4 separate regions of the Mus musculus genome follow, and regions 2, 3 and 4 are each linked to region 1. A link is a loop called in an ENCODE intact Hi-C map of the cell type or tissue named here. Cell type or tissue: heart. All regions are shown on one strand. Each heading gives the region's core, and the rest is flanking DNA. Links, peaks and the distances in the headings are about the cores only.

Region 1 (7,825 bases), core at 1,421-6,420:
TATATGCAGCATACTATTAATACAAAATAAGATGCAGGCTAGTGGAATGGCTCAGCAGGTAAAGGTACTTACAGCCAAACCTGACATCCTGAGTTCGATCACTGGAACCACACAGAAGAGAGATAGAACTGACTTCCACAGATGTCCATAGGTATGCTCTGGCACTCATGTGCCCACACAAATGCACATGCACATAAGGTAAGTATTATTTAAAAAATTGAAATAAAATAGCTAGCAAGGTATGGAAAGATATGGAGGAACTTTAAAATGCATATAAAAGTGAAAGAAGTTGTTCTGAAAGTCTGTGTTTTAGGATTCCAACACTGACATTTTGGGGAAAGCGAACTCTATGTAGACAGGATTACCAAAGGTAGGCAGAGGGAGAGCAGTGGCTAGGCTGAGAAATGGGGTTTAAAGGCAATGAGAACTATTCTGTATGATGTTGGGTTAGGGTTAGGTCATTATAGTAATCACTTGTCAGAATCTTAAGATGCAGAGCACTGTGGACTTCAGCTGACAATGTTACATGGGAACAAATTCAACACATAGGGCCTCTACCACCTACTCCACTATCTGTAGCCTGCTCTGGAGGCTAAAGCAAGAGCAAACATTGAAATGACTATAATTCAACTACCATAGCTATGGAAACCTGCAAAGGTAGTGTTAAAGTCATTCCTCCTACCTACAACTTTTCTACATCCACACACACTCTCACTTTCAATGTGAAAGTAGTTCTCAACTGTATACACCTGGTTTTTCCAGGTTCTTCCCTATATTTTTACTCCTTGCCTCCCCTCATCTTTCTTTGCCCCATTCTATAAAACTTGGTCAAGTTGTCCTATCACCCAAACCTTCTTTAGACTTCAAATTCTTTCTCCTTGACATCCATTCAATCTTTTGGTCTTTTAAGAGAGGCATTGTACAGCCCCCTCCATTCCTTGCCTAACTGCAGTCTTGACTACAGCTCCTGTTACCCTAAGGGGCACACTCACTAGTCACCTGTCTTCCAGTCTCAAGTCTAAATTATGGTGTTATCTGGAGGCATTCAGCATTCAACACTTCTGGCTCACTTCTTCCTCCTATAAACTCATTTCCCAGACATCAGTCTTCTTAGGTCTCCAAGGTATACTTGGGATACTTCTTGTCCCAAACTTGAATCAGCAACTAAGCCAACTGGTTCACTGACATCCCTCATACCTCCATGTCTACTCAGATTTCTCAGGTTCCACACATGTCTGAACCCCACAGGAACCTTGGCATTCTGTTCCTCTGTCTTCTCCTAGCTTAAGCACACACCTGGAATAATCTGTACTGAAGATTTCCTCAACTCACCCCTCAGAGGTTGAGACTCAGCTCACAGGTGGAAACCATGATCCAGCCAAGATTTCCTCTCCAGAAGATTGCCTTGGAGATCAAGGCACTCAACTAGGAAACCATATATGGGCACTGCTTGGCTAGAATAAAATAAATGGACAGGACCTATATACAGAGACAAAGTCAAGAATGCAACTCAAAGAGAATAGCTGACCTAAACTACCTTGGTACCGGTAGCATAGAAACTGGACAGTTTTTGACTTGCACATTTTATGAAATATCATCATGCCTCTCACAGGCTTTTTGTTTATTTGCTTTTCTGCACTTCGTTTCAATGGATTTTTGTACTTGCAATCAAACTGACTACTAAGATAGTCTTCTATACACACACAAAGCTACCAAATAAACTGTGCCATGAGGATGTATCCTGATTTCAGAAGCACTGACCCAGAGCTGGGCCTGTTGCTGCATTCCTGTCTGTGATTCCTGCACTTGGAAGGCAGAGGCAGAAGGACTGTACATAAATCTGAGGCCAGAGTGGGCTACACAGTGAGTCTGAGGCCAGTCGGATTCCAGTATAAGGTCCTGTCTCAAACAATATACATGTAGATAATGGTAGAACTGAAGCACTGGAACCCACCACACACCTACTTCAAACTTTCTACATTGTCCCTTCAAACCCATCCTACTACTTCCCACCTTTCTAGAGCATGTCAACCAATTCTGTGTTTCTGTATTAGCCTGAAAGAAGTACAAAAACAATTGAAATAAACAAACAAAAAAACCAGTCATTAGTACACCATAACTTTTCAAGGTTTAAATCTTATCTCCCCAACAAACTCCCCAATAAACTCATCAAGTCTTGGACTTTTCCAGCATATAGTTCTTAAAGATAATAAACATAAAAATATTCATTAACTTTGAAAAAGGAAAAGATCAATTTTCCACTAAGCTGAAGAAGGGAAAGATTTCAAATTATAATTTAAGACATGAATGAAGTATACTAGAATGGCCATTAATTCCAAAGACTCTTAATATCACTTACTGGCCAGGATCTGAGTCAGTGGTGCCCTCAGACTGCTGGCTGTAGGGTAGTGGGCACATCAACTCGGGAAGTAACGGGCAGTGTGCACCAGCAGAACACAGTGTAAGCAACATCCACCAAAGCACCCATGAAAACCAGGATGGGTTAATTATGGTTTTTTCAGGTCCTGAACTAACAGGGACACAGTGGGATGGAAGAATCTATCAAAGAAAGCACCTAGCTCAAGAAGCAAGGCACAGAGGCTGACCAAGCTTCATCTGACCTCGTTTGCACGAAGCTCAACGTTAAAAGTGACCTGTAGAAACTGGTCAGAAAAGCAGTTTGCTTGGTGAAGAACAATTATGGGTAGGATGGGACATTCGTTTTCAGGAGTGACCATTTACAAATGTGTGTCCAGATAAAAATCCTTTATAAAATGAAGCTGGAGCAAAGGCTCAGCAACACTGCTCTCAAACGTACAATAATTTGGGGGAAAAAAAAAGACAAAAAATTTTACATTAAAGGGCTAGGGAGATGGCTAAGCAGTTAAGGTCACTTATTGCTTTTACTGAGGGTCTGGGTTTTCTTCCTACTACCCACATGTCAACTCACAAGTGTCCTTAACTCCAGTTCCAGGAGATCGGAAGCCCTCTTCTGACCTCTGCGGGAACTAAGCAAGCCTGTGGTGCACATTACATACATGCAGGCAAACACTCATATGTATAAATTTTTAAAATAAAGCTTTAAAATTTCGCCTAATGGGAAAAAAAAATCCTTTTAACAACTCTAGGGATCCTGTCTGGATTCCGGGCTCGGCCTAGAGCATCACGGCCGATTGCCTTCATCCTTCAGACAGCCCCAAAAAGCCGACCAGTGTCAAAACCATCACCAAGCAAAGGTCCAAAAGCGACCGGGGCCTCAGGCCTCAGGCAGGCAAAACTCTGTATTGCTCCGAGTGGGGCAAGCTAAAGCGCGATGCAGATTACAAAGACCTTGTCCTACCTGCCCCCTCCCACTTCACAGGCACGAGGGACTCTTCCCTAAGCTGTTCTTGAGGGCAAGGCACTCACTCCAAGCTTTGTGAGGAGCGGGTATGTCAAGTTTATAGCTTGTAAAGAGTTCTTAAAGGGCGGAATGGGGGCGGGGGCACCTGCCTCGCCCTGCTGGACAGCTAACTGTGTAACGCCCCCAGCCAGACTGCCAGTGCACGTGCTTCCAGGTCAAAACTGCGGCCCTTGGGCAGGCGGCCGCGAGGTCGCAATGAATGACCCAGCCGCTCAGTCCGCGGCTCGACAGCGCTCCTCTGGAGCCTCCTCACAAACCTGTCAGGACTGCACCGCAGCCGCACCCGGCTGGAGCTCGCTCCACACCTTACAGCGGAGCAGCGCCGCCTGGGTGCTGTCAGACCCGGGTTCGGTTAACACCTCGGGCCGCACCGCCTCACCTTCCTGCTCGCGCCACCGAGAGACACTTTGGGCCTTGTCTTGAAGTCGCCTTCGAAGCTGAACATCTTCGCCGCTTATCCCATCTGCGCGGCCCGGCAGGCAGCGGAGCGGCCGGGGGCGGGCCCGGCGGGCTGGGCGGGGCCCGGCAGGGTCGCGGCCTCGCTGTCCCGCGCCGCCCCCCCCGAGGCTCAGCGCTCTCCGCCCTGCACGCGGGCGCGAGCGCGGCGACGCTGGAGGCCGGCCTGTCCCCGCTGCTTATTTATCCACAGCGCGCCACCGTCAAGCGAGGGACGCCCCGACTCGCGCCTGCACCGCGCTGCCGTAGGTACCAAGATGGTGACCGCCCGCACTGCGCGCGCGGTCCCGTGAACGTGCGCGGTCATCGACGGCGCGGCGCTCCTCCCGGCAGCCCCCGCGAGCGCGGGCACCGACGCCAGGGCCGCCATCGATAATACGGTGCTCCTCCCGGCAGCCCTTGGACTTGCCTGCGTGCGCGGCTCCGCGGGTGCAACATCCTTCCGCGCGTGCGTCATGCCACCAGACGATTTCCGCCGCCCGCCGCCCATTGACGCCGACCGGGTCGCGCGCACTGCTGGAGACCGGAAGCCCTGCATAAGAGGCCGCTTTCACCCTCCAGCTAGATGTGGGGGAACAGGTTACTAATGCAGAGACTCTACACCATGACAGACAGAGACGAATAATATATGTTATACGAACAAAGGTATTCGTGAACACACACCATACAAATACACAAATGCACACCAACAAATGAAAGTTATATTCATATATATATTCACATATTCATATATATATATATAAATGCATGCCAAATGTATAAATGCATCATAAATACATAATGCACAAATATACCCTATCATATATCTATACACTTATGCATGTTTAATATATGTATGTACATGTATAAAAACGTGCTATTACATATACATAAGCACAAACATAAATATACACAAAGTAATGTAAATGAATCGATGTCATATACAACATATATACATACACATATGTCATACAAACCAACATAAATATATATCATGTATGCATGCATATATACACATATACATATGCATAAAACAGTATGCATATACATAGAGTTTAACACAAATACATGCCATGGCATGCATAAAAAAAATATATATTATGCATATATGTCATGTACATGCACAGTATTATATAGTATATGCTCTGTGTACATACATATATGTTATGTATATTGTGTATACACAAGTATATATACAGATACATAAATATATCACATACACATGCATTACCATGTGCACATGATAGAAGACATCTTGTTTTGCTTTGTTTTTGTTTCTTCTTCAAAAGATTTATTTATATGTATGAATATTTGACCTGCATGTATATTACGTGTCTGTGAATTATGTGTGTGTGCTTGGTACAAGACAGTGCATTGGATCTCTTGGAACTGGAATTGCCATGTAGGATCTGGAACTGAAACCAGTTCTTCTGCAACAAGTGCTCTTAACTTATGAGCCATGTCTCCAGCACAGTTTAATTTTTTGTTTTTGAAATAAGGTCTCACTGTATAGCCCTAGCTGGCCTGGACCTCACAGTGATCCTCTATCCACTGCCTGTTAGTGTTAGGATTAAAGATCTGTACCACCATACAAGCCAGTCCTCTTTTTAATTAAAAAAATGTACATTTTAGTTTACTTAGTGTTTATGGGGTAGGGTGCATGCCATGATGTGCATGTGGAGGTCAGAGTACAACTTGTCTCTCTTTCCACTATATGGGTACCAGGAATCAAACTCAGGTCATAAGACTTGGTAGCAAGCAACTGGTACTTTTCATCTGTTCTATCATTTTACCAGTTCTCTCTCTCTCTCTCTCTCTCTCTCTCTCTCTCTCTGTCTCTCTCTCTCTCTCTCTCTCACTGGCTCTGTGTGTGTGTGTGTGTGTGTGTGTGTGTGTGTATGTACACATATTTGAATGTCAGAGGATAATTTATAAGAGTCTGTTCTCCACTACCAAGTGTATTCAAGAGTGTGAGTTCAGTCGTCAGGCTTGATGGGAAGCACATTTACTGCTGAATCATCTTGCCAACCTCAAGTTTAGTGCTGTATTGGCAACAGTGACAAGAGCCCCAATATTTTTGTAATTGTTTGAATAAATATGTAATGACTAAAAGGCCGGGGGAAGAGGTAGATCAAAATCCTATAGATACAGATTCCTACTTAACAGATGGTGTGACATTACTACACACTAAGGAAGCCATGGAGACAGAGCTCTCATTCTATTGAGAATTCAGAATGAATGCAGAACTACCTGCAACATGCCTTGGCAGTTTCTCTAATAAAGATTTTTTTGTTTTGTTTTTTGTTTTTTGTTTTTGTTTTGTTTTTCAAGACAGGGTTTCTCTGTATAGCCCTGGCTGTCCTGAACTCACTTTGTAGACCAGGCTGGCCTTGAACTCAGAAACCTGCCTGCCTGTGCCTCCCGAGCGCTGGGGTTAAAGGCATGTGCCACCATGCCTGGCTCTAATAAAGATTTAAACACAAATTCTTACCATATGAACTAGCAATTGTCCAGGAGTAAGGAGGGCTGTGACTGAAACCACACCTGAACATGACACTTGCAGCAGCTTTGTAATTGCCCAAATCTGGAAACAACCAAACAGCAAAAGGAGAGTAACTATTGTACAACACCTGAGATGGCCTTTGAGAACAGGATTTTACACTGATGAAACACTAGTGCCCAAAGGTCACACTGGTACCATGAAATTCCATTTAGAACAGAGCCACGGTATGAGAGTTGCAGGCAAGGTAGAGGAGAGCGCAATAGTCTCTGGTGCCAGGAAAATCAGTAGTTGTGATAGTGGTTGCACAAAAGTACACGTGACAAGGTGACCCAAGTCAGTTTGGGTGACACAGAACTATTTGGAGGAGACATTGAATGTGTTGTTATCTTGTTTGTGGCAGTGATACCATTGGGTGTATACTCAGAAATAATCAGTACACATTAAATACAGATATCTGCCCCTTCTACATAATTTCAAATACCTAAGTCAGTTATGGTTCAAAAATATTAAATGGAAAATTCCAGATACAAGAAAACTCACAAGTAGTTTTCTAAGTAATCGGATGAAATCTTACTGTTCTTCCTATAACCTGAATGATGCCCTCATTTAATATCCACATTTGCACTTGTTACCTTCCCATTAGACACTTAGCAGTCAGCTTTGCTATCATATCAGTTTTCACTTAATGCTTGTGAGGTTGTCAAATGCCTCTTTTGAGGGAAAAGGTGCAAGCCCATCAAGTATGTGTGGAAAACACTGTATGTATAAGGCTCAGTACTATCCATGCTTTCAGAGTTCCGCTGAGGCACTGAGGACTCAGCTTCATGCATTCAGGAACCAAAGTGTGAATAGTTCTTTGTATATTAATTGTATAGAAAACAACCAATAACTGTATAAATGCAGTGTCATTTGTGTATTGAGCCATGGTGATTTAAAGTATAATCATAGTCAGAGGCTAGATTCAGGATTTCCAAGGTACCTGAGATTACAAATGCTTCCCACTTTTGTCCTCATGTTTATGTAGCAAGCAGTGTTCTTGCAACATGCTGTGGATGTGGATGTGGTTGTGTGACTCAAAATAACAAATTTTAATTCAGCCTAAAATAATAACAAATTATTTACAACTGCATGGCAGGTGGTGTGTATAGACTAGGGATGGTTCATTTTATGTTTCCAGATGCTAAGGAATTTCTAGATGTTGTCTGCTAGTAAAACATTATTTTTGGTTGTGTCTGTGAAGGCATTTCCAGGAGAGATTAGCATTTGAACAGGACTGATTAAAGATCTGCTCACTTCTGTGGCCTGGCATCCTGTAGCCACTGCAAGTCTGACAAAGGGATGAAGGAGAGCAGATCCTATTAGTTCTCAAGCCAGGAAGCCCGTCTCCTGTCATCCACATCTTGGAGTTTCAGGATCATGGGTACTTGGGGGCTGCATCAGCCCCTAACCTCTGGTCCAGGCTGAACACTACCTGATCCTCTGGG
Region 2 (7,825 bases), core at 1,896-6,895, 180 kb after region 1:
TCAGACCTGATCAGAGAAGCTTCTTTGTGTAGTTGATGGTGGCTGGTGCAGAAATTGACAACTGATCAAATTGCAGAGAATATGAATCTATAGAGTGCTTAGCTAGAAATGGGACATCTATATCATACCTCCCCTCCAAGGCTCAGAGACCATCTTGGAAGAAGGAGCAGCAAGGTTGTAAGAGCCAGAGATCAGGAGGACCTGAGTCAAACAGTGTCTTGTGGGCATGACAGGACAGTTGCACACATAACCTTGTGGGTGCCTGCACAAGACTTACATAAGGCCTTGCCAGTCAGCATTCCAGCACGGGGGTAGAGAGGAGCTAGTGAACTTTCATCTGTAGTTTAGGAGCTGTGAACAGCTGATGGCTTCTGGAGAAAGAAGAGTCAGTTTTCTTTAAGGGTATTGCCCTAGGTAGATTGCTCATACTTCAGCAGATGGAATCTCAGCTATGAGTACATGGGCAGCACAAATTGTTTTGGTGTGTTTTTAAAAAAATAGGATGCTATGTTGGGAGATGTGGAGGGTGAATCTGAGAGAGCTAGGGGTAAATATGATCAAAATACATTGCATGCATGTATGAAGTTCTCAATGATTTGATTGTTAAAATTATATATATTAAATGTTCTTTAGATTTATTTATTTTTTATGTATATGAGTGGTTTGCTTGAATGTATGTCTGTGCAACATGTGCTTGATACCGACTGAGGGCAGAAGAGGGCATTGGATACTCTGGAGCTTGAGTTATGGATGGTTGTAAGCTGCCATGTGGCGTGGGACTTGAACTCAGGTTTTCTGAAAAACAACAAATGCTCTTAACCGCTGAGCCATCTATCCAGACCAAAGTTACAAAATTAAAAAATTGTGTGTGTGTGTATGTGTATGTGTGTGTGTGTGTGTGCGCGCGCGCGCGTATGTATTTAAAGGCCCTGCATTTGGTCCTCAGCATTGCATAAAGAGGTACTGTATGTCTGAAATTGCAGCACCCAGGAGGAAGAGGCAGAAGATGAGTAATCCAAGGCTATATATAAAGTTCTTGGCCAGCCTGGGCTACCCCGTCTCAAGCAAATGAAAAAAAAAAAACTATACTCTATAGTTAATGATAAAGTTACAGGGCAGAAAGTTAAGTTATCTCCTGAATTCATCCAGTGTAATCAATGTACATCATTTAGCCCCAATCCCACCCTCTACTCCCTATAGAATCTTTCAGACAAAATTGTTACTGGCCTATATCATAGCTACACTGTCAGATGACATGATAAAATACCAGCTTTGTAAGGTAGCAAGTTTGGCTTAGGCCTATACTTAGTCTGAGGCTACTGTGGATGCCAGAACAAAGTTTTTACACAGAGAAACCAAGCACAGAGCACCTTTGCCTGAGTGACAGTCAGATGTGATTAGTAAGCATTGTAGGTAGAGCCAAATCATGATTACAGATGAGTGTTGATATCAGCCATCTTCAGTGCTCAATAAACATCTGTCTGGGCTGTCAGTTTAGTAAACACACCTACTTCTCTCTTCAGAATACCAAAGCATGCCCTGGGAACATTGGGAACTCATAAATTGTGGGATGGGGGTTTCTCACACACTGGCCTGGTGTAATTCATGAAGCCCTCCTCTGCCTTGCCCATTATAGGAATGTCAGACTGGATTTATCTGAGAAGGTCTCAGAAGAGAGGGGGTTATTGATGGCAAATGGATCTTCACACAGAGGAAATCATAAGTACTTTTGAAAAAAAAAGGTAAGGAAGAAAATCCTTTTTATTTGAAAGGGCTATAAATCAGCACATAATCTCAAATTCACAAGCAAACCTTTAATGCAATAAGCTGATAGCAGATACATTACTGAAGACACAAACACATAATTATCTTAAAATCTACCCTGGCTGGAAGGGTAGTGTATCTCCAAAATAGAATTCATCTTATAATAGTAAAAACATACAATAACATGTTTGCTTTTTTGAGTTTTAACTTTTATCCTCATGTATAGAAAGGCAAGCAAAGCCTGTTTATAAATTAGTATCCCAGACTACCCAGAAACTCCTTACATTCTCTAGTCAGAAAAAGCAGACTTTGATGACAAGAATAAGGAGCATTTGAAACTCTCTATTAAAGTGTTGGCTTGACAGGGTCCCCAAGAACTGAAGGGGTCTGCAGCCCCATAGGAGGAACAACAATATGAACCAACCAGTACCCCAGAGCTCCCAGGGACTAAACCACCAACCAAAGAGTACACACGGAGGGACTCAAGGCTTCAGCTGCAAATGTAGCAGAGGATGGTCTTGTCAGTCATCAATGGAAGGAGAGGCTCTTGGTCCTGTGAAGGCTTGATGCCCCAGTATAGGGAAATGCCAGGACAGGGAAGCGGGAGTGGGTGTGGTAGTGAGCAAGGGGAGGGGGATGGGATGGGGGGGTTGGAGGAGAAATGAGGAAAGGGAATAAAATTTGAAGTGTAAATAAAGAAAATATAAAATAATAATAATATAATCAAGAATAAGAAAAATAACAAAATAAAGTGTTGGCTTGACTAGTCATTGTGGCTTTTATTATAGTACCCTGTGGGGGAGGGGCAGAGGTGGGTGGATCTCTTCGAGTTCAAGTCCAGCCTGGTCTACATATCTAGTGCCAGGCTAGGCAAAGCTACATTGTGATCCTCTGTCTTAAAAAACAAAAACAAAAACAAAACAAAACAGTGGGTTCAGCAATCAGCATTCTTAACTTCACAGACATCATTTCTGGGATACATCATACACTTCGTTCCCTAACTTGGAACTTCCATGGACTGAGGAGGCTGTCAGGGGTGGGGATATGTGCACAGGTGTGATCCTGCTGTGGATTAGAGTGTTTAGTGTGGCCAGCATAATGGGATGTGTGCATCTGTGCCCTTCTTTGTATTCACACATCTATCAATACATAACTACACCTAAAACAGTATCTGTATAGATATCTGTATAGATAGTATCTATATCCATAATTATAAATGTGCTTGTGCCTTTGTTTGCTTGTATCTACACACAGAGCCATATTTAGGGCTGTCTCCATATATACATATACATATCAATATCATTTTCTATATATAATACATATATATGTGTATATATACGTATATATAACTGTCTTCTCTCACATAGTTTTTTTTTTTATTGCTGAGGCTAGTTCTTTTTAAAATCCATTATATGAGTATAAGTGTTTGTCCGTGTGTATGTACATGCACCAAATTCGCTCTGTGTCTGAGGAAGTAGGAAGATCTTGTGGAGAGAGAATTGTAACAAGTGGATGCTGGGAACTGAACCCTACTTCTTTTGCCACAGCAGCAAGTGCTGTAAACCACTGAGAGGGGTCTCTAGTTCATCCTACACACAGTTTGCTGTTCAGGGTTGTTCTGTGTTAGTTTGGCCTGCATGTCGTCCACTTCCATGCTGGAGCCATGAGGGCAGGTGAGAGAGTTCCTGGCTTAGTCTGAGATGTGCCCTTTCTAGGCTCTGCTGTTTGTCAGCAGCAGATTCCAGGCACCATATTTCACTTCATTGTTTTTCAGTTTCCTCATCTGCAAGTATTGATTACAGTCTTTGTTTACTTGCTGGATTATTGTGAAATTAAATAATATGTGCTGAGGACATCTGTAAGATACTACATAAAGTTAAAAATGACTGACTTCAATTTATGCATCTAGTTTGGGAGGTAAAATAAGAGGATAAATTTTTCTCTTAAAGTTACTTCTGCAGAGAACCATTGTGATCCATTATTCTGTATCCACACAGAGAGCACTGGGGACCTCAGAACAACCCCAGTCCAGGAGCAGAAAGCTCTGTTCATTGCCCTGGCTTCTTGCAGCTGGGCAAGGAAGGAAGCACGAAAGATTCTCCGATCCAAGTTGATTCCAACTCCAAGGCCGTTTAGGAATTATTAAATGTTAAGTGTGATAAGTAACATTAGTTTTTGGCTGAAATTATTCTAATATTCTTAATTCACGTTGGCCTCTTGTCTGCAAGCTTGGCACTCTTTCAGGAAAGAAAGGACAGGTCTTCGAAGATCCCCAGTACTGCGTGTGGCGCTCGCGCCCCCTAGCGGTGCTCCTTGGCCGGCGTGTTACCACTGCCCCTAAGCACCCACAAATGTTGCACACAAAAAAAATTGGCTGCTCCCTCTCTAGATCAATTAAGGAATGGGATGATCTAAGAAACTTCAGCTAGGTTCTCACCTAGTCCCTTATGTCTGCTCTCTGGCGGCATTTGTACATTATTTGTAGTCCATTTGGAAGTGATGTTTTCTGTGAAGCATGTAGGGCTAGTTCAGTAGCATCTGGCATCTTCATTTTAAAGTCAGTGTGTGATGGGCATGGTTCAGGGACTGCCTGAACACAGGGTTTGTAGCACACTCCTAGGAGAGTCAATTTGCAGATGGGTACAGGGCTGGAGGGCTGAGAGTGGCAGGGTGTGTTGGAACGCCATAGCATGTGAACACAAAGCAGACACAGATCTTTCCATCAAGGTTCGTATGCCAGCTCAGTGAGACTTTCCAGCCCCCTTGCCCAGGCTCTGCAAAGATGCCTGCTTAGTGCCGAGGTTACAGCCAGCAGCTGGGAACTGGTTCTCAAGAGTGAACCAGGCCTGTGGGAGGAGTGAGGTTGCTGTGCTTTGTGTCCTGACCCTGCGGTACTCAGAGTGGAGAGGAGCCTGTTCTCAGATATTTTCTTCACATGTTTTTGTCTGATGGTTTGTCTTGTAACCTCAGAGCCAAGAGCTGACTAAAAGATATTGCCTCATTTAAAGACATCCCCCCTCTTTGGCCAAGAAGGCTTAGATGTTGCAACTATGCCATTTTTCCAGCTCAATTCCAATCATGTGTCATCAGGACTTGGAAACAGGGCTAAGAGAGAGAGAGAGAGAGACAAACAACATCAAGTTGGCCTGGAAAGAATGCAATTGAGTACAATCAGGAAACCCCGAGTCTGGAACAAGGAAAGTTTCAGCAATTTAACCCCCTGCCCACTCCCTCCTGGGTTGGAGCTCCGGCCTCAGACACCTGGGTTCATCCTGTGTCCTGGGGCATGAAGCTCCTCTGCTCGCTTAGGTTAAGGGCCAACTCCAGCTGATTCTGGCCCTCCTACGACTCTGACTTCATGCTTAATGGATGCTCCTGGCTAGGCTCTGGGCTGGCTGCCTCAGGGGAACAATACATGTGAAGTTCTGGGGAAATTCTCTGAGCTTCCTATAGATACTTCTTTGCTCCACTTGGCCAGGGGCCAGTGAAACTGAAAAAAAAAAATCTCATGTTCTACTTCCTGCCCTGCCTGGTCTGACCCTTTGATTACTCCACTGGGGAGGAGCCCGGGAGCCGCTTCCTTGGGAAGCATTTTCCAGAAGCCACAGGATGCCCAGCCTCATCCCAAGAGTCCCTCCAAGGTTTGTACAAGTGAGTCAAGAGTAGAATGAACGCTCAGGCATTGTTTAGTGGAATCAAAACCGACAAGAACTGAGAGTAACCTGAGTCTGGTTAAGTAAATACAGCCACACCAGCTAGCCAGTGGAGTGGACTACTGATCAAACATGAAGGAGGAGGAAGAGGAGGAGGGGGAAGAAGAGGAGGAGGAGGGGGAGGAAGAGGAGGAGGAGGAGGAGAGGGAGGAGGAGGAGGAAGAGGAGGAGGAGGAGGAGGAGGAGGAGATCATCTGGACGCTATAGATGGGAAAATAGCCAAAGTGTATCATTAAGCAAGTTTGCAGTCACTATGACAAGCTACAAAATGCTTATGTATGCTCAGGGAATTCCAGAAGAACTTTACCCACAGATGTTGCTCAAAGAACAACAGGAAGCAGATCCAAGGAAGAGGGGGAGAAAGGCACAGTGCTCTGACATGCCTTCCTTGCTGCTTCCATCTTTCTTCTCAGGAAGTATACTTCAAAAGCTACTGTGAAGGACAGTTTCCTGGAGCATTTACAGGCCAACTGACCAGTTGGAGTGTTTTCCAGCCTGAGACTTTCAGCATTTGGCTTTGAAGTACTCATTCCCAAGGCATATGTGAGAACTTTGTAGATGGGCATGCCTGAACTCCGTCTATGCTCTGTGTTCTAGACAGAGGTAGGTTAATCAGTGCTTTTAATTAACCCAACCTGGGTCTGAAGGACCACAGGGAAAAACATCTTGTCCTTTGCCTGACTCACCATCTCTGGCATTGGAGCATTCTGTTTTTCTCCTAGATCATGCACCAAGTTGCCCAAGTTTTTCCTCATCCTCTTATGCGACTTCCTGCCATCATCCACTGTGAGCCCCAGGAACCCAGTAAGCCCTCTCCATGCTTGGGCTGAATCTCACCGGATCAGGCATTTGGATGTCAAATGTGCTGTCCAGAGCTGAGAGCAGATCATATGATGTCTGAACAAGTCTCTCACCTTAGGCCCAGTGAGGTTTTGCTCTCCTAGAGACCTTGTGATGGGGCACTGCCGGATCTGTTCCTGCCGTAACTGCAGACATTAAACCAAACCAATCACACACATGGTTGATGGCACCAAACAGATAGCGTGTATCCTGGTCATGCCTCTTTGTCTCTTCTGCTAGCAGACTCTTGATCAAACACCACTCTTTTCCTTTTTTTGAGACAGATTCTCACCATGTGTGGCTGGTCTTGAACTTGCTATCAGAGGTCACCCTCCAGGCACAGCCTTTGATTCACAAGGGTTACACATATACTACCATCTGTGGGTTTTATCCTTCATTATACTTCAATGAGAATCAGTCATTGAAATTTACACTTAACATAAAAACTTTTTTAAAAATCAGAGTCAGGCGGTGGTGGCGCACGCCTTTAATCCCAGCTCTTGGGAGGCAGAGGTAGGTGGATTTCTGAGTTCGAGGCCAGCCTGGTCTACAGAGTGAGTTCCAAGACCGCCAAGGCTCACAGAGAAACCCTGTCTTGAAAAAAACTACCAAAAACAGTAAACAAAAAAATCAGAGACAGATGTCAAAGGTAGATGTGGAAGACCCCTCCATGATTCTCTGAGCCAGCTCAAGTTCTGGGTCCATGCATTTCCTCTGATCATTTCTTATCAACATCAGTCACAAATCCCCACCCGAAATTAAAGCTTCTTTCTTTCTGTCTAAGCATCTTGGCTTAGAGCCAGTCTTGATATATAACCCACTCAAGCTTAGAATTTTCAATGCTATTCTTGTTACCCTCCAGAGTTACAGGTTACAGACATGTGCCGCCATGCAACATTTTCAGCATCCTTTTTTTTTTCTTAGAAAACTATGAACCTTATGATACTGACACATACCTATACATGCATACAATGTTACAAAAGTCAGTCTACTTTGCTTGGTTCATCTGAAGGCTGCTACTAGAAGACTTACTTCAGGGCAGCAAGGTTGAGGGCATTTAAGCCCATTCCCACAGTGACACACCTACTTCAACAAAGCCACACCTTTTAATAGTGCCACTCCCTGGGCCAAATATATACAAACCAACACAGAGGGGAGAAAATGGGAGGAGCCTGGTAGTTTTGCTGTGTATTTTGCATGGTGATGAACGCAAGATTTTTTTCTTTTTTCTTTTTTCTTTTTTTGATTTTTCAAGACAAGGTTTCTCCGTATAGCCCTGGCTGTCCTGGAACTCACCCTGGAGACCAGTCTGGCCTCAAACTCAGAAATCCGTCTGCCTCTGGCTCCCGAGTGCTGGGATTAAAGGCGTGCGCTACCACTGCCTGGCTTGAATGCAAGATTTTATTTCATCTACATTTTATTTATTTGTGTGTGTGTGTGTGTGTATGCCACAGCATGCAACTGGAGATCTCACTATGTTATGCACGATAGCCTCAGAATATGCTTAT
Region 3 (7,825 bases), core at 1,040-6,039, 140 kb after region 1:
GGCATGGCTGAGGCAGTGACACAGGCATCCATGAGGGCAGTGGTCAGGGTATCGTTCATGTCCTTCCTGCTGTGGGCCATGTACAGCTCCTCTAGCTGCCCACTTATAGAAGCCATGTTTGGCTCACTCAACCTGCAGTGGAATATGAGCAAAGTGTTACCAATGCATATACTATTTTATGTGTATTTCTGGTTCAGAAACCACTCCGAAACCTGGTGCATACTGCTCAGATAACACTCTAAATCCTGAAATAATGTCAGTTATCTTTTATACAATAATTGAAAAAATGATTTTAGCAGAGCACAGTCACTAAAGCATATCCTGGGATCCTCCCTTAGTCTGTACATATGCCCACAGGTAGTCTGATCTAACATCCCCTAGAGTCAGTAATCACTCCTAGGTGGTAAGTTAAGAAAAAACCATGGACTTGTTTCATCTCTTAGATGACACAAACACACTCAGTTTCTAAATTCATTGTGTACCAGTGCTTAAACCTGAACCTGCTGTCAAAACAACAGGTAATGGTAAAGTTACAGGATATTATGGGCTTTAATGAAAAAGAAATAAAAGCACACAGGAGAGAAAAGGAGATGTGACAGAACAGCCATGCATCTTTTTTGTTTGTTTGTTTGTTTTTTCAAGACAGGGTTTCTCTGTATAGCCCTGGCTGTCCTGGAACTCACTCTGTAGACCAGGCTGGCCTTGAACTCAGAAATCCGTCTGCCTCCGCCTCCCAAGTGCTGGGATTAAAGGTGTGCGCCACCACGCCCAGCTCATGCATCTTGATATCAGTAGCAGTCACCTAAATCTTCAAACAACAAAACTGCACAGAATCGGTCTCAGTCTCTCTCTTCCTTCTGAGTCCTGGGATTACAGGCACGTACCACCACCTCTAGTTTATGTGGTCTGGCAAGCAAGGGAGGGCTTCAGGCTTTGTTCATGTTAGATGAATACTCTACCAACTTAGCCACACCACTAGCTGTCTCTGTTTTTAACTGTAATCTAGCCTGGAAGTGATCCCTCTAAGGACCTCCCTACTCTGTCTTTGTAATTCCCAGTGATCTACAATAACAAGTTAAGCCACAAAAGAACAATACATAGTTGAAATGTGACAAAATTGGGTTAGGTGCTAGAGGCCAGGACAGTGGTCATCTTTGGGGCTTGGAAGAGGCCCTGAATGAGGCTGAGTGAGGGACACAAAACAAGTGGAGAAGGTTTTAGACAAGTGATTCCAATTTATTTGTTAAGATTAGAGAGCCAACAAGGGAAGGTAAGTGACAAATTCCCACCCATGTGGCTTCCAATGAACCTTCTGATGCTTTATTCTTAAAATGGACAATTAAAAACAGACGGTGCCTCAAGGGCTGAAGACCCTGCTTACCACTAGATGAGTTCACTTCTGCAGGCTAGACCTGCAGACTTCGGCCAGGCCGCTCCTAGGACAGAGTCATGTCCTGTTCCTTTCTGCTTCTCAGAATGACCCTGTGGGTTGTTTTCAAACACGGAAAGGGCAATATCAAACAGTTGAGCATCCTACCTGTTCAAATTTAAGTCCCGTTATGTCAACCAAGAACAAGGATCCAAAACACTGTATAGTCCTAGCCTCCATCATTGGCTTTTCAGATAGTTTCTACAACTAAGTGATAGTGTGTCATATTTCTGTAAGGTTACCTGTTAATTAGGCCTTTAACATGTTTCTTGAGCCTGTCTAGCTCTTCTTTCTTGTGGACATCTATTACCTCCTCGTTCCTCAGCCGAGGAGGGATGTACTTTTCACCACTTTCAACAGAGTGACTCTCCTTGAAAACAGGAATAAAATTGTAAACAAAAATGTACAGTGGAAAATCCGGTATCTTTTGTTGTTGTTGTTGTTACTTACTCCAAACACTAACCCCATGAGAACTTGGAGCAGGGTACTGCTATTTAACGAAGTGAAGCTCTATGATTGCCTAGAATGGCCTGGGTCAGCCTGTCCCTCAGCAGGCTGTGGCTGCTACTGTGTTAGTGCAAATACTGTTCTGTACTCTGCCCCTCACTCCGTTTGGAATGACAGCCCAGAGGGCCTACAGGCTGTTCGTGACATACCTGCTGTTCTATGTCATCTTCCGAAGAGCTTCTGCTCTTTTCTACAACTTCTGCAAAACGCACTTTCTTAGTCCCTTTATTTCCCCGAGTCCCACTTTCTGCTTCTCCTCTCCTTTTCGAGTTTACATCTTCCTGATCCTCCTGCAGCACTTGCCAGTCTGGGTCCTCCTCACTTTCTTTAGAATTGCTCTCTAGGTCACTCTCCAAGACTGTCTGTCCAGTCTCCAACTTTTCTTCCTCCTCTTCCTCGCTGCTTTCGTACAGGCCGCCGCCGCTCCCACATTCCAGGGCCCCCAGGATGTAGTCCAGACCGTCGCGCGCGAAGCTGAGCGGCACCGAGCTACCATCGCCCTTCTTCTTACGCTTGTGGAGGCCGAGGCACCGTTCCAGCTTTCGGATCTCTCGGTCCTCCTCCTCGTTGGCCGCTAGAAGTGCCCGCTTCCGGGCGGTGGCGGTGGCGGGACCAGGCTTTCCAGGAGCACCTTTAGCCTTGGCCTTCGGCTGGGCCGCCGAGGCCTTGGTGTTAGTGGAGGGGGCACTGGCCTTGGCAGGGGTTGCTGTGGCCTTGGCGGGCGTCGGTCTCACCTCAGTGGGCGGTCGTCGAGTCTCCGGGCCATCGTTAAGGCCGACATTCCCCCCTTGGTCCCCTGACCCGGAGCCTACTGTCCTCTGCAGGCGCCGCGCTTTCCTCAGGTGTCGCTTCTCCTTACGAAGCTCCTTGCGGCTCTTTCGGCCGCCGGGCCGGGAGCGCGCCACAGCGCTGCGGCTCTCGCAGGCTTCGCTCTCGGAGGTAGTCCGCACGAAGTCTTCCACGGCCAGCCGCAGCCGTTTCAGGGGACCCTCCCTGCCGCCCAGACCGCGGCGGACGCCGCTACGTTTCAAGAGAGCATGTGCCATTGCTCTACACCACAACTCACAAGCCCCATGCCTATAGACGCCGTTAACTTCCGGGACGTTCCGCGGCATCACTTCCGGAAGGGGCGGGACTTCCGGAAGCGCGCTTCAATGGACTAAAAAGGACGGTGGGAGGTTTCCTCTGCTGGTAGGAGGGTACCAGGTCACAGACACTAGTAGAGTCCTTTAAAATCTGAAGCTCTTGTACTTTGTTTTGGGAAGCACTGAGAAAACCTAGGTATGGCTGTAGCATAAATTTTCACACATCCTTGCATTTTCTTGCGTGCGTGTGTACCCATGAGAAGGCAGTCAATTCTGTTTCTCTGTGTGTTTTTGGTTTTTTTTTTTTTTCTTTTTCTTTTCCTTTTCCTTTTCCTTTTCCTTTTCCTTTTCCTTTTCCTTTGAGATAGTTTCACAGTGGGTACCAAGATGGATGTCTGGCATAAAAATGGAGTTTCTTTAGCCATCACATAGAAATGGTGGCTGAACAGAGCCCGAGAGATTCAGCAAACATTGTTCCTCCACTTTCTGCTTTAGTTCTTACCTCCAGGTTCCTGCTTTGAGTTCTTGTCCTGATTTCCCTCAAAGGTGGACTTGATGTGAAAGTCTAAACTAAATAAACCTTTCTTCCTTAGTTGCTTTTTGGCCTTAGTGCTTATCACAATTACAAATGTTGTGCCCTGAGTCCACGGGAAATCCAGATGAGCTCAAGAATTGCAAAGTCCACTGCAACTCGAAAGAGTCTTTTATTGTTTAAAGTTTGAACTCAGCTCTCCTGCCTCACACTCACTACGTGAATGCTGGCAAACGACCCTGAGTCCAGAAAACACTGGGTTTATATACAGTTTAGTTTAGGAATCCCTACAGAAAAGGGGATTAGAGGGCTGTAATCATTTGGTGGATTGGTAGTGTATCGGGAAGGGGGAGTGTTAATGGGTGTCTGTTCAGGGACTAATTTTATGGCCAGTTGTAACTGTCTGTGACCTGACCTCTGTTTACCTTTTTTCCATGGTCTCCCTTGAGCTTGTTATTTCTCTAAGGTCTCAAAGACAGGCATCTGGAGTTCTGCTGCTTATCAGCAGGAGTGTTGATTTTTGGAGACACAAAGGAGGATGTCTCCTCAGAATGTCTTCATTAAGGGGAGTTTTATGGGTAGTACCATTCTAACGCCAGGGGAAGGGGAAGGAGCCCCGACTGCTGCAGGAGGACACAGCACAGAAACCAGTTGTCTGCATATTGTGCTTGCCCCAGGATAGAGGGAGGATGGGAGCTTCTGGGGGAGGGCAGGGAATGCAGAGGCAAACTGTCTGTACACAACACTGACATCTCTCTAGTATCACTAATTCGGGGGTTACAACACAGAAAGCAAGCTATTGTGATTACTTTCATTGTCAGTCTGACTGGATTTACAATAACCTGAGACACCGAGGCTCCTTTTTAGTTTGTCCATGGGGCATATCTAGCTGGTTAACAGATAGAAAAATACCCATCCCCGATGTGCTTTCATTAATTATCTCATGGGCAGGGTCCAGATGAAATGAAAGGGAAAAGGAGAAAGCCAGGGGGCACTGGAATTGCCCTTGTCTCTGCTGCCTGGGCAGTTGCAGTTGCCACATGAACATTCCATAACACATATTCCTGTTGACATCATCTGAACCACTCTTCCAGGTCTTTCTTTTCATGATGGACAGAGACCATCTGAATGATCCAAAAATAAGTGTCATCTTCATCATTATTATTCTTATGACTCTTCCTTTTCTCCTTTCCCTCTTCCCCCTTCTCATCTTTTTATTTATTTATTTAATGTACATGAGTACACTGTAGCTGTCTTCAGACACACCAGAAGAGGGCATCAGATCCATTACAGATGGTTGTGAGTCACCATGTGGTTGCTGGGATTTGAACTCAGGACCTTCAGAAGAGCAGTCAGTGCTCTTAACCTCTGAGCCATCTCTCCAGCACCAAGTGTGTTCTTCTATAACTTGCTTCTCTCAGGCATTCTGCCACAGAGACACAAAAGCAATGAATAAAAATACAGCCTGTTGAGAGACAGATAGAGGGTCTGTCTGAAGAAGGGATGTCCTGGCTAGTTTTGTGTCAACTTGACACAAGATAGAGTCAATTGAAAGGAGGGAACCTCAATTGAGAAAATGACTCCAATAAGATCCAGCTGTAGGGCATATTCTTTATTAGTGTTTGATGGGGGAGGGTCCAGTCTATTGTGGGTGCTATCATCTCTGGGCTGGTTCTATAGGAAAGTAGGCTAAGCAAGCCATGACAAACAAGCCAGTACGCAGCTCCCTTCAATGGCCTCTGCATCAGTTTCTGCCTCAAGCTCTGCTTGAGTTCCTGTCCTGACTTTCTTCAGTTGACTATGACAATATGGAAGTGTACACCAAATAAAACTCTTTCCACCGCAACTTGCTTTTGGTCATGGTATTTCATCATAGCAATAGTAACCCTAACTAACACAAAAGGCATGCGGGCCCTGTCTGCAGAACATTATGTGGAGGACTTGTCCAAAGGGAGAGTTAGATATAAGTTCCACACAGAGGAAGAGGATACTGGCTCTGTTTGGGAAAGTTAGATGGAGGACTTTTCTGTGATCAGGAGCAAAATAATGGATGCTCTGGTTCACCCACTGTGGTATGACTTAGAATTTTGTCACTGTTTTTACATCATGAGGTGTCACTTTAAACATTGTTCTTACCTTTTGTGATCAAGCTAGCTACGTAGTGCCTCATTGGCTTCTTGGAGAAGGATGATGATGGGGGGAGGAGGAGGAGGATGAAAGGAAGGAAAGTTAATGTGGAAGAGGTTATAGATTATAATGGAGGAGGCTAGAGCATTCTTCTGAAAAAAGCCAGATGTAGGACAGTTTTCAGAGAGATTTTCCTGACACTCTAAGGGATTGAAAGGATTTTCACACACAATGTGTTGGTACAGATGTAGGTTAGGTTTTTATCAGGGAGGAGTGAGGATCACTTTGCTGGAATGGAGGGAGGCAGGCACTGGGAAGGAGGACCACAAGGCCAGGGCCAGAGCACCTGCCTCTCTTGGCCACTTCCCTGTTTCATGTCTTTAGAAACTCTGTCTCTAATCTACAAAATCAATTGTCAAGTAGGATTGAAATAAAAAATGAATTCCTCTCATCCTTGAAGCTCCAGTGTGATAGGAAGGGTGCCACCATCCTCTGCTTGCCCAGTCTTAGTCTTCCAGCTTCTCCAGTTGGTGCCCCAACCCAGGCTCCTACTTAAGGCAGGTAGGTGCTCCACTAGCAGTCCTGATGTGCTTCTTTGTGATTGGCTATCTCCATGCCACAGTCTGCAGGGAGGAAAGCTAAGATTCAGTTTTGCTCTGCTTCTACAGTGCAGCCATCCTCACTCCTGGAACACAAGAGCCATTCAAGTATTTGCTGGGCAGGTGTCCTTGTAGGATGGTGGTACATGTTTTGGGTATATGCCCAGGAGTGATATAGCTGGGTCATCCGTGGATGTTTCTGGTGCAGCAGATCTCTTGTGGGTAACCTTGGACTGAATGTTCTTGATATAGAACAAGAAAAGAAAGTCCTCCCACTACATAATAATCAAAACAATTAATCTCCAGAATGAAGAAAGACTATTAAAAGCTTCAAGGGGAAAAGGTCAAATAACATACAAAGGCAGACCCTATCAGAACTGCACCTGACTTTTCAACATAGACTCTAAAAGCTAGAAGATCCTGGACCGATGAGTGGCAGCCAGTCAGTGGAGCTCGGGGGACAGCAAGGAGCTAGCTCAGGGTAACCGAGAATGCCACAGAGGACAGGCAGGGGAATGAGATCTAACATGGATGTTCCTTGTTTCGTGGACCTGGTGGAGGACAGTGGAGCAATGGAGCTGTCTTTGATTCCATTATGTCATTGGGTCCCCTTCCCCTAATGGGACTAACTGGTTTGGACTCAGTGGGAGAGGATGCACTTAAGCCTACTGTGACTGGATGTCCCAAGGTGGGGTGGTAGCTAAGGTGTGGCTTTTCTTTTTCTGGGGAGAATGGAAGTGGGTAATGGACAGAGGGATTTGTATGGGTAGGACTGGGGAGATAGGAAGGATGGAGGTCCCAATTAGGATGTAAAGTCAATTAATAATAATAATAGAAAGGAAAGGGATTATAGGCAAGGCATTCCTAAAAATAATGATTCTTTTCCCTAGAGAATTCAAAAAAGAAGGCCTCTGCCTTCTGGAGTATGCCGAAAGTGTGACAAAGGCTGACACTGGACTAATGAATGCAGATCAAGGACAGTACAGCTTCAGTAGATAAGAGAAAAGTTTCAGGAGAGACTACAAAAAAAAAGTATTTTGGCAAACTTCTATAAATGATGAGAGATCAAAGTAAAAATACAAATAAATGGCATTGAATAGAAAATTTAGTAAAAACAGGAGCATATATAACAATAATTTCACCAAAATCTTGTCATCCACATTGGCCTCTTCAGGATGTAAATATTCAGCTTCTAGATACAGAACTTTGTCTCATGTAAAACAAAGTACAAGATGGGTCCAGCCTATGGAGCCAGAGGGACAAATATGAAATATAAAGCTATATGTGGCTAATAAAGCCATGAATTTATGGGGACATAAATCTCAGAAACAAACCATAAAATAAAAATGCTTCTCAGAAAGATATAAAACATATTGTCAAGAACAGTTGCAGACCATTCAGGCTGTATGTAAGAAGAACACAACAGCTGCTGTTCTTCCAAAGTTACCAGTTAGCTTATCTTTAAAATGATTAACTGATAAACCTGTATGAGTGGATCAATGGCCTGTGAAAAAAAGTAAAATTATAGATACTAGAACAGCTGGTA
Region 4 (7,825 bases), core at 1,685-6,684, 170 kb before region 1:
GTAAGTTTCACGGGGCATGGTGGCAAACGCTTTTAATTTAGGCACTTGGGAGGCAAAGTCCAGCAGATGAGAGTTCAAAATTAACCTAAGCTACATATTCGATTACAGGCCGACTAGCACTACTTGTAGCAAGACCCTGTCCTGGGGGGGGGGGGGAGGATTAAAAAAATCTCGTGGGAGTTCAATTTATGTGGTAGCATCAAACTAAGTAAATGTAGTACTATTTTCTTGACAATGGAAGCAGGAAACAAATGTGAAGAGAACCAGGCCAGGTGAGGCAGTCCTACAAAAAGCTAGCTAGGGGGCAGAGGTAGTAATAAAATTCCAAACCATGGAAATATTAACAAAAACTTCAATGGTCAAAGCAGTAACAAATTAACTTGGAAGGAAATAAATTATAAGTCCAGTATCATTGTTTTCATCATCATCATCTTATGAATTCCCAAAATATATTAAATATACTCAGACCTCAGCACTTGTCTCCAAGCCTCAATTCAATCCCCAGGGCCCAAATGGAAAAACTCCTACTAATTGTTCTCCAACCTCCACAGACTAAACATCTGTCAAATCTGCCTGAGTGGGTGAGGGGATACACAATACACAAATACATACCTTTGAGGGTTAAGAGAATTTTAGCTAGGATTAGGGACAACTTTTGTTTTGGTTTAGTTTGTTGTTTTGTTTTGAAACAGGGTTTCTCTGTGTAGACCAGATTAGCTTCTGAACTAGAGATTCGCCTTGCCTGCCTGCCTGTGTGCCTCCCAAAGGTGTGCACAACCACAAGCCTGCTAGGAACAAGTACTGAGACCAGTCTGAACAATTCAGTGACACCCTGACTCAAAACTTACTACTGAGAAAAACCCTGGGGTTGAGAGCAGGCTGTGGTAGCAGTAAAGTGCCTGCAAAGCAAGCAGTTACAACAGATCCAGATCACCACCACCCACATTTAGCCAGAGCAGGAGGGCTGGAGGCAAATCTGTGTGATACATCTCAACAGCCAATGTAGCCATTTGGTGAGCCCCTGGATTCAGTGGGAAACCTCTATTGGGGGGGGGGGAGGTGTGAAAGCAATGAGGACACCCAATGGCCACCCCTGGCCTCCAAAAGCACTAGGACACCCTCACATACACATACCCTCACATACACATACACACACACATACACACCCTCACATACACACACCTATACCTCACATGCAACTTTTTTCAGGTTCAATATCATCCCCTTTCCCCCCAAAATACAAAATTTTACAGGGGACAAAAATCACGTGTTTCATAAAGGAACCTTTCTGAAGACCCTAGCATTTAATACTATTATTTAATACATCACAGTTAAGCAGTTGAAGCCAGAATCAATGGCATTTATTCACAATGCCTGAAAAGGTCTTTATGACTTGGATTAGAGAGTACTTTTAAGAGAAAACTACCCTATAGCCAACTGAAGTACATGGAACAAAATCCTCTTTAGATGAACCTGTAACCCTAGGAGATAAAAAGTATTTTAGCATTTTGCACTCTCAGGTAGGAGCAACATATGAAAATAGTCATGTGCTCTTCCTTGGTCATCCAAAATTATGGAGTTTTGTTTTGTTTTGTTTTGTTTGTTTGTTTGTTTTTTCGAGGCGGGGTTTCTCTGTGTAGCTCTAGCTGTCTTGGAACTCATTTTGTAGACCAGGCTGGCCTCGAACTCAGAAATCCACCTGCCTCTGCCTCCCGAGTGCTGGGATTAAAGGTGTGCATGACCACACCCAGCTCTCAAAATTAGAGTTTGACAGAACACTTTATCCATAGGTCTATCTAATAAAAACGAAATTCCTAGACCAGACATGGTGGTGCATTCCTTTAATCCCAGCTCTTGGGAGGCAGAAACTGGAGGATATTTGTGAGGCCAGGCCAGGCTGTTCAACCAAGGACAGCCAGGGCTACAGAGACCCTGTCTCTGAAGAAACAAACAAATCCAACTAGCTACTAGCTGGCTTATCTACTAAGTCAGTCTCCAGGCTCCCCCACCACCACCACCTCCAAAAAAAGGATTTTTAGCAGACTTAAACATGCTTGGGGAGCACTCAGAAACAGTACACTGTGGCTTCAGGAGAAAATGGTCCATTTCTCCCTCCCACGCTCATTAGGGGAGGGGCACACCTGTGGAGTCCACACGACAACTTTGAGTCAATGCCCTCCTGCCATCCTTATTTGGGTTCCAACTCTAGTCCTCAGGCCTTCTTCCTATGCTTTAGGTGTTTAACCACCTCACCAGCCCAATTACAACAGTAACATTTCCGTCTTGTTCTCACCAGCTCGTTTCTGGTTAACCTCAGGCTTACTGCTTGAAGTAGAGTCTCACTTTACAGGCCAAGATGGCCTCTACCTAAAATTCTACCTCACCCTCTTGAATTACTGGTATCAAGGACCCACACAACACTACACAGCTCACTGTGACTTTATTCCCAAAGTTACTCTCTTAAACTCTATACATGAAAATAATATTAATTTGCCACTCTAATCCCTCCTACAAAATCCTGCCTTTAACTGTAGGCCCTTCACTACCAGATGGTGTCCTGGGTAAATTTAAGACTTAACATACAATCATTTTCAAAGTGTCAGTTTTTAAGAATCCTGCAAAGCAGAACCAAGTCGAAAGGACAATTCTGTTCTATTTGCTTGTTCTTTAGAAAGGCATCAGACAAGGTCTAAAAGTACACGCACATCCTTGAGTATTAAATAATGTAAAAGGCACACGCTATCACACCAATAGTGGACAGGGATAACAAAGTGCCTTCTTTACAATTCTAAAGATGTGGCTGGTGCAGAGGGTGCACACCTTTTTTTAATCCCAGCAGGAGGCAGAGTTCTGTGTTTGGTATCAGGCTGCTATTCAAAGTGAGTTCCAGGACAGCCAGGGGTACACAAAACAATACCAAAAAAGTTTGCAAGCCGGGCGTGGTGGCACACGCCTTTAATCCCAGCACTTGGGAGGCAGAGGCAGGTAGATTTGAGTTCAAGGCCAGCCTGGTCTACAAAGTGAGTTCAGGGACAGCCAGGGCTACAGAGAAACCCTGTCTCAAAAACAAACAAACAAACAAACAAAAAGACAGGCATGGTCTGCCTGGGCAAGAGTGAAGAGAAGACTGAAACTTCCAAGTCAACCATACCTACAAAAGGCAGCATTTCTTCCCATATTTCTTTCATGTTCTTCCTAATTCCAAAGCTCCACCCAAGTGTGTGTACTGATGACACCGTAATCACACACCGGAGGGCAATTCGGCCTGTGGTGGCGATATCCCAAAGTACAACAAAGGAGTCCTTCCAGGAATCAGTAAGTCTACTGTGGGGTTTACTTTACAAACAAGAACAGACTAAGTTCAAATATCAGGGCGCTTGTTCTTTAGGTTGTTCCCTCCTCTGGCTTTTATGTCCAATATTTCTACTAAAACAGTTGCCTTAAAGTTGGTATCACTTCCCTAGCAAGCTGAGCGTCCTGAGATTCTACGGCCTAGAATGCGTAAACCCTAACCACAAATCTAAGGTTCAAATAAAGACGTTACAAAAAAACCAAAGTGGCTGCACTGGGCAGGCACTCCCCACCTTAGAAGGTGGGACCATCCCCACCATTCCCTTTCAACGGTTCACATACAACTTCTTCGGTAACAAAGCTTTTAAAACTTGACAAACCCCTCCTGTTTAAAAAAAAAAAAAAAAACTCCATCTCCAAAGTTTTTAAGACCTTTTAGTTTGCAGTGCAGAGTTCCTTGTCAACACAACCGAAGTAAATTAAGACTTAGTGTAAACTCCAGTTACATAAACTTTGTTACGTAAACCACAGCAAAGCAACCTTCGAGGCCAACATCAAACTAGTTTTAAAAGTAAGCTGAGCCAGGCGGGTCGCCTAGCAAACTTCCCAACAGTCCCTGGAAACCGCCTTGGCCTTCCCACCCGGCCCCCTTCGCTGCCTGGAGGCCTGGGCCGGTGATTGCGCCTTCCATGGGAGTCCTGCTCTTCGCAGGCCACCTGACCCCTTGCTTGCAGAATGCAGTGAGGACGCCAGGACTGGGTGACACCAGCCTTGCCTACTCCTGGAGCTCTGCGGCCGACCTAGCGCGTGCCGGACCCAACCGCCACCTTCGACCAGAGAACTAGGGAAGCGGACCGCAGCTAAGCCCCGAGCTAGGCCTGACCAAGAACGGCAAACGCTCTCCACAGACCCAATCTACAACCGGCCCAGACCAGGAACACCTTAAGCCCCAGACCTAGACACAAGACTACAGCCTAGACTGGAACCCGTTCGGCCTTGTGAGCAGTACCGGCCCCACTGTCGACCCGGTTCCTGCACCCGTATTCCGGGAGCCAAGCGGGTTAGCCCATTCGCAGGCCTTCCCCTCCCGCCGTAGTCAACCCTGCTTTTCGCCGCGGCTCGCGGACCCTCACCGAGGACACGGCGGCCAGCGAGGAGGGAAGTCAGGCGGCCGGTCTCCTCGCGGCTGTGGCACAGCTGCGCTGGTGGCGGTGGCGGCGGCGGCGTCTCCTCGCGCTTTCCTTTCTCTTCTTTTCTCCAACAACAAACAGGAAGTGCGTCACGCGGTGGCGGCGCGGCCCGGCGACGTCGACTTCCGCCCGGCCCTGAAGCTAACGTGCGCAGCAGCCTCCGTGCGCGTCGGACTTGATAGCGCTGGTCTAGCGTTCCGGAAGATTCTCGGAGCTGAGGACGGTGGGATTCTGGAGGGTTTACATAGGCGAAGGTGGCTGAATAGGGCGGGAAGCGTCCCCTTGCGCAAGCTCTGTGCCTGGAGGGCTCTAAAGCCTGAGGCGACTGTAGCCGAACCAAGGAGCCTGCGTTTGCCCGGAAGCAGGCTGGGAGGAAGGACGCTCACAGCCTCTGACACAGTGGATTCGGAGATAAGGACCTGATAGCGTAGTATGACTCACACTCCTATGGACTTGGAGAATTGTGGTCCCGAGGTTCGGCCGACCCAACAAGCAGGCCCGACTTAGAGTGAACCGTGAGAGGCCTCATCATTACCAACTCGCAGTGCTGAATCCAGGGTCTAGATTTCAAACACGGTTATTTTAAAGATGTATTTACTTTTTGTATGTGAATGTACTGTCTTCGGACACACCCGAGAAGGACATCAGATCCCACAATAAGCTCCTGTCTCAATAAATCAATAAGCTCCTGTATAAATAAATAGACATTTAAATCCTCACCCCACCCCCACTTACACCCATAGGATGAGTAGTTTTTCATCTTGCCCAGTAAGTTTCAAAAGGTTAGCTAACACTGCACTGGAAAGTAAGAATGAAAGAGAACATATTGATCTCAGAATGTTATGGTTGGACGCCCACCTTCTCAACGCCTGAGAAGGACAAGCACAGAAGATGTGGAGACCCATGATCTGAAGTCACAGATCCTTGGATGCTCCCTCACATGTAGGATATACTCAACTCCAGATAGAACCCTCCAGAATGGCTCCTTGTCTCCTTGCTTCTGTTCTGCCCCCAAGGTTCCCAAACACTACACTTCCCCTTTTGTGAAACATAGAATTTGGCCAGATCTCTTTTCTAATTGACTTTCAGCCCTACAAGATGGCTGTCCAAGACTGAAATGAAAACTAAGCACAAAAGTTCCCGCCCTTTCCTTTACCTTCCTCCACCTCTCCTTCCACCTTTCTGCTCTCAATCTTACCCACTACCACCCTCAATGGCAGGAATCAAGGAGTCTGGCCTAGTGACGAGTGGAAGGTGTGTGTGCTTGCATACTCCAGGGCTGACAGCCCAGCAACCCAAGCTTTCTATTGAAGCAGCGCCGAAAGACAAAGCCAGTTATAAGGTAGAGAATAGGGAAAGGAGTCCCCTCGCCTCAGAGTCTGGCTGAAGCCTCTTGCCACATGACATTTAAGAATTCTAACACGCAGGGCAGTGGTGGCAAATGCCTTTAATCCCAGCACTTGGGAGGCAGAGACAGGCAGATTTCTGAGTTCCAGGCCAGCCTGGTCTACAGAGTGAGTTCCAGGACAGCCAGGGCTGCACAGAGAAACCCTGTCTCAGAAAAAAAAAAAAAAAAAAAAAAAAGAATTCTAACACAGGGTCTGAGGAGATGACTCAGTAAAAAACATTAGTTGCTCTTTCTAGAGGATCTGAGTTCAATTCCCAACACCCATATCAGGTGATCCACAACTGCCTAGTACTCCAGCTCCAGGGGATGTGATTCACTCCAGACATGTGCATGTTTGCATGTAGACCTAGTTTTATCTTTCCCCAGAGCTTTCAAAAGACCCATGATATTAAATCTATATTAAAGTCTTTTGGGGGCTGGGAATGAACACCTTGTTTGTTTGTTTGTTTATTATTATATCTAAGTACACTGTAGGTGTTTTCAGATGCACCAGAAGAGGGCATCAGATCTCATTACGGTTGGTTGTGAGGCACCATGTGGTTGCTGGGATTTGAACTCAGGACCTTTGGAAGAGCAGTTGGTGCTCTTAACCACTGAGTCATCTCTCCAGCCCCAATGAACACCTTATTAATCCCAGAATTTGGGAGGTAGAGGTGGAGGATCTCTGTGAGGTCAGTTCATCCAAGACTACAGAATATATAGAATGAGACTTCTGTTTTTAAAAAAAGCGGAAAAAAAAATGAAAAAAAAAATATAGGTCTCTGAAAAGAAATCCTCAGGCATCACTTCCATTTCCTGGTTTTTTGTTTTGTTTTTTGGTTTTTGATTTTTGTTTTTTTTTTTTTTGTTTTGTTTTGTTTTTTTTTTTGAGGCAAAGTCTTACTGTCTTGTTTGTGTAGACCTCACTGGCAACAACCTTGAGATAATCTTCTTGCCTTAACCTCCAGAAATTAGAAATTACAGGTAAGAGCCACCATATTCAACACCCCTTGACTGAACAATTTGGAAAAAAAGTGTTCATGGATCTGGGAGTATAAGCCAGGGCTCCAGACAAGCCTTGTGTGCACCAGCTCCTGGGTTCAATCTCTTGAAGACATTTTTCTCAGTGACAACAAAGACACACAAACAGAGTTAATTTCTCTTTGCAGAATAGTGTGCCATGACCCAAACTAAGCTAGCAAGCATAACACAAGTTCAGATTTGTATCTTTTTCCCTTTGGCTGGGACAATCTGACCTCAGTCTTGTGGCTGGCTAGGGTTTTTTTTTTTTTTCCTTTTTTTTTTGGGGGGGGGGGGGTTGTTGTTTGGTTGGTTTTTGATTTTTTGGTTTTTTTTTTTTTTTTGAGACAGGGTTTCTCTGTGTACTCCTGGCTGTCCTGGAACTCACTCTGTAGACCAGGCTGGCCTCAAACTCAGAAATTCACCTGCCTCTGCCTCTCGAATGCTGGGATTAAAGGCGTGTGCCACCACGCCCGGCAGCTGGCTAGTTTTTAAAGAGTTGGTGCAAAGAAAGGAAAAAGACATGGGAGGCCAACAGGTTCCAGAAAGGCAGTGGTGCTTTTGTACAAACAAAATTTTACCAGGTTGGGGAGATTAAAAGATGTGCTGCAAAGTTTTACAAGTAGGATAGATTTGTGGAATCTTGGCAGGCTGGTTATCTTGGATAACAAACAAACCAAAAAATTCTCCTACCTCACCCCCCCCAACCCCCCCCCCCAAAAAGGAAGAGAGAAAAAGAAAACAGAGTAGGATGCAAATGTTATATTTTCCCTCCAAGCATTTATCATATAACTTAGGAACAGGGGTGGTTCCTCTGTAATTTAGCTGCTCTAGATTTTTTGTTTGTTTGTTTGTTTTTGTTTTTGTTTTTCGAGACAGGGTTTCTCTGTGTAGCCCTGGCTGTCCTGGAACTCACTTTGTAGACCAGGCTGGCCTC

What was found. A loop is a pair of places that touch in the nucleus more often than their neighbours do. Peaks named below come from ENCODE experiments on the same cell type or tissue, not always from the same donor. Only the 100,000 strongest peaks of a DNase experiment are listed, where the experiment ranks them.
Region 2: it touches region 1 in a loop (6-fold over the local background); 6 of 42 quality-filtered maps call a loop at or near these places.
Region 3: it touches region 1 in a loop (8-fold over the local background); 9 of 42 quality-filtered maps call a loop at or near these places.
Region 4: it touches region 1 in a loop (3-fold over the local background); 9 of 42 quality-filtered maps call a loop at or near these places.

What each region holds. Positions count from the first base shown.
Region 1 is chr5:29,565,538-29,573,362 of GRCm38, reverse strand. It overlaps Ube3c (ubiquitin protein ligase E3C), which reads right to left and starts at 4,121. Exons shown (of 23, transcript NM_133907.3): 1 at 3,783-4,121. The coding sequence starts at 3,848. In heart, for the core only: a CTCF peak has its summit at 3,673; a DNase peak (open chromatin) is centred at 4,252; H3K4me3 peaks cover 2,205 bases; H3K27ac peaks cover 1,591 bases.
Region 2 is chr5:29,385,809-29,393,633 of GRCm38, reverse strand. It overlaps Gm36086 (a long non-coding RNA gene), which reads left to right and starts at 5,332. Exons shown (of 3, transcript XR_389809.3): 1 at 5,332-5,405; 2 at 5,891-6,080; 3 at 6,200-6,774. In heart, for the core only: no CTCF peak of the experiment used is centred there; DNase peaks (open chromatin) are centred at 4,063, 4,523 and 5,243; H3K27ac peaks cover 650 bases.
Region 3 is chr5:29,429,904-29,437,728 of GRCm38, reverse strand. Nom1 (nucleolar protein with MIF4G domain 1) reads right to left here and starts at 3,062. Exons shown (of 11, transcript NM_001033457.2): 1 at 2,086-3,062; 2 at 1,672-1,799; 3 at 1-132. The coding sequence starts at 3,051. In heart, for the core only: a CTCF peak has its summit at 3,154; DNase peaks (open chromatin) are centred at 2,548 and 3,058; H3K4me3 peaks cover 2,134 bases; H3K27ac peaks cover 1,564 bases; H3K27me3 peaks cover 129 bases.
Region 4 is chr5:29,732,716-29,740,540 of GRCm38, reverse strand. Dnajb6 (DnaJ heat shock protein family (Hsp40) member B6) reads right to left here and starts at 4,643. Exons shown (of 8, transcript NM_011847.4): 1 at 4,425-4,643. It overlaps Gm5129 (predicted gene 5129), which reads left to right and starts at 4,605. Exons shown (of 1, transcript NR_028426.1): 1 at 4,605-5,207. In heart, for the core only: no CTCF peak of the experiment used is centred there; DNase peaks (open chromatin) are centred at 4,120 and 4,670; H3K4me3 peaks cover 2,740 bases; H3K27ac peaks cover 2,118 bases.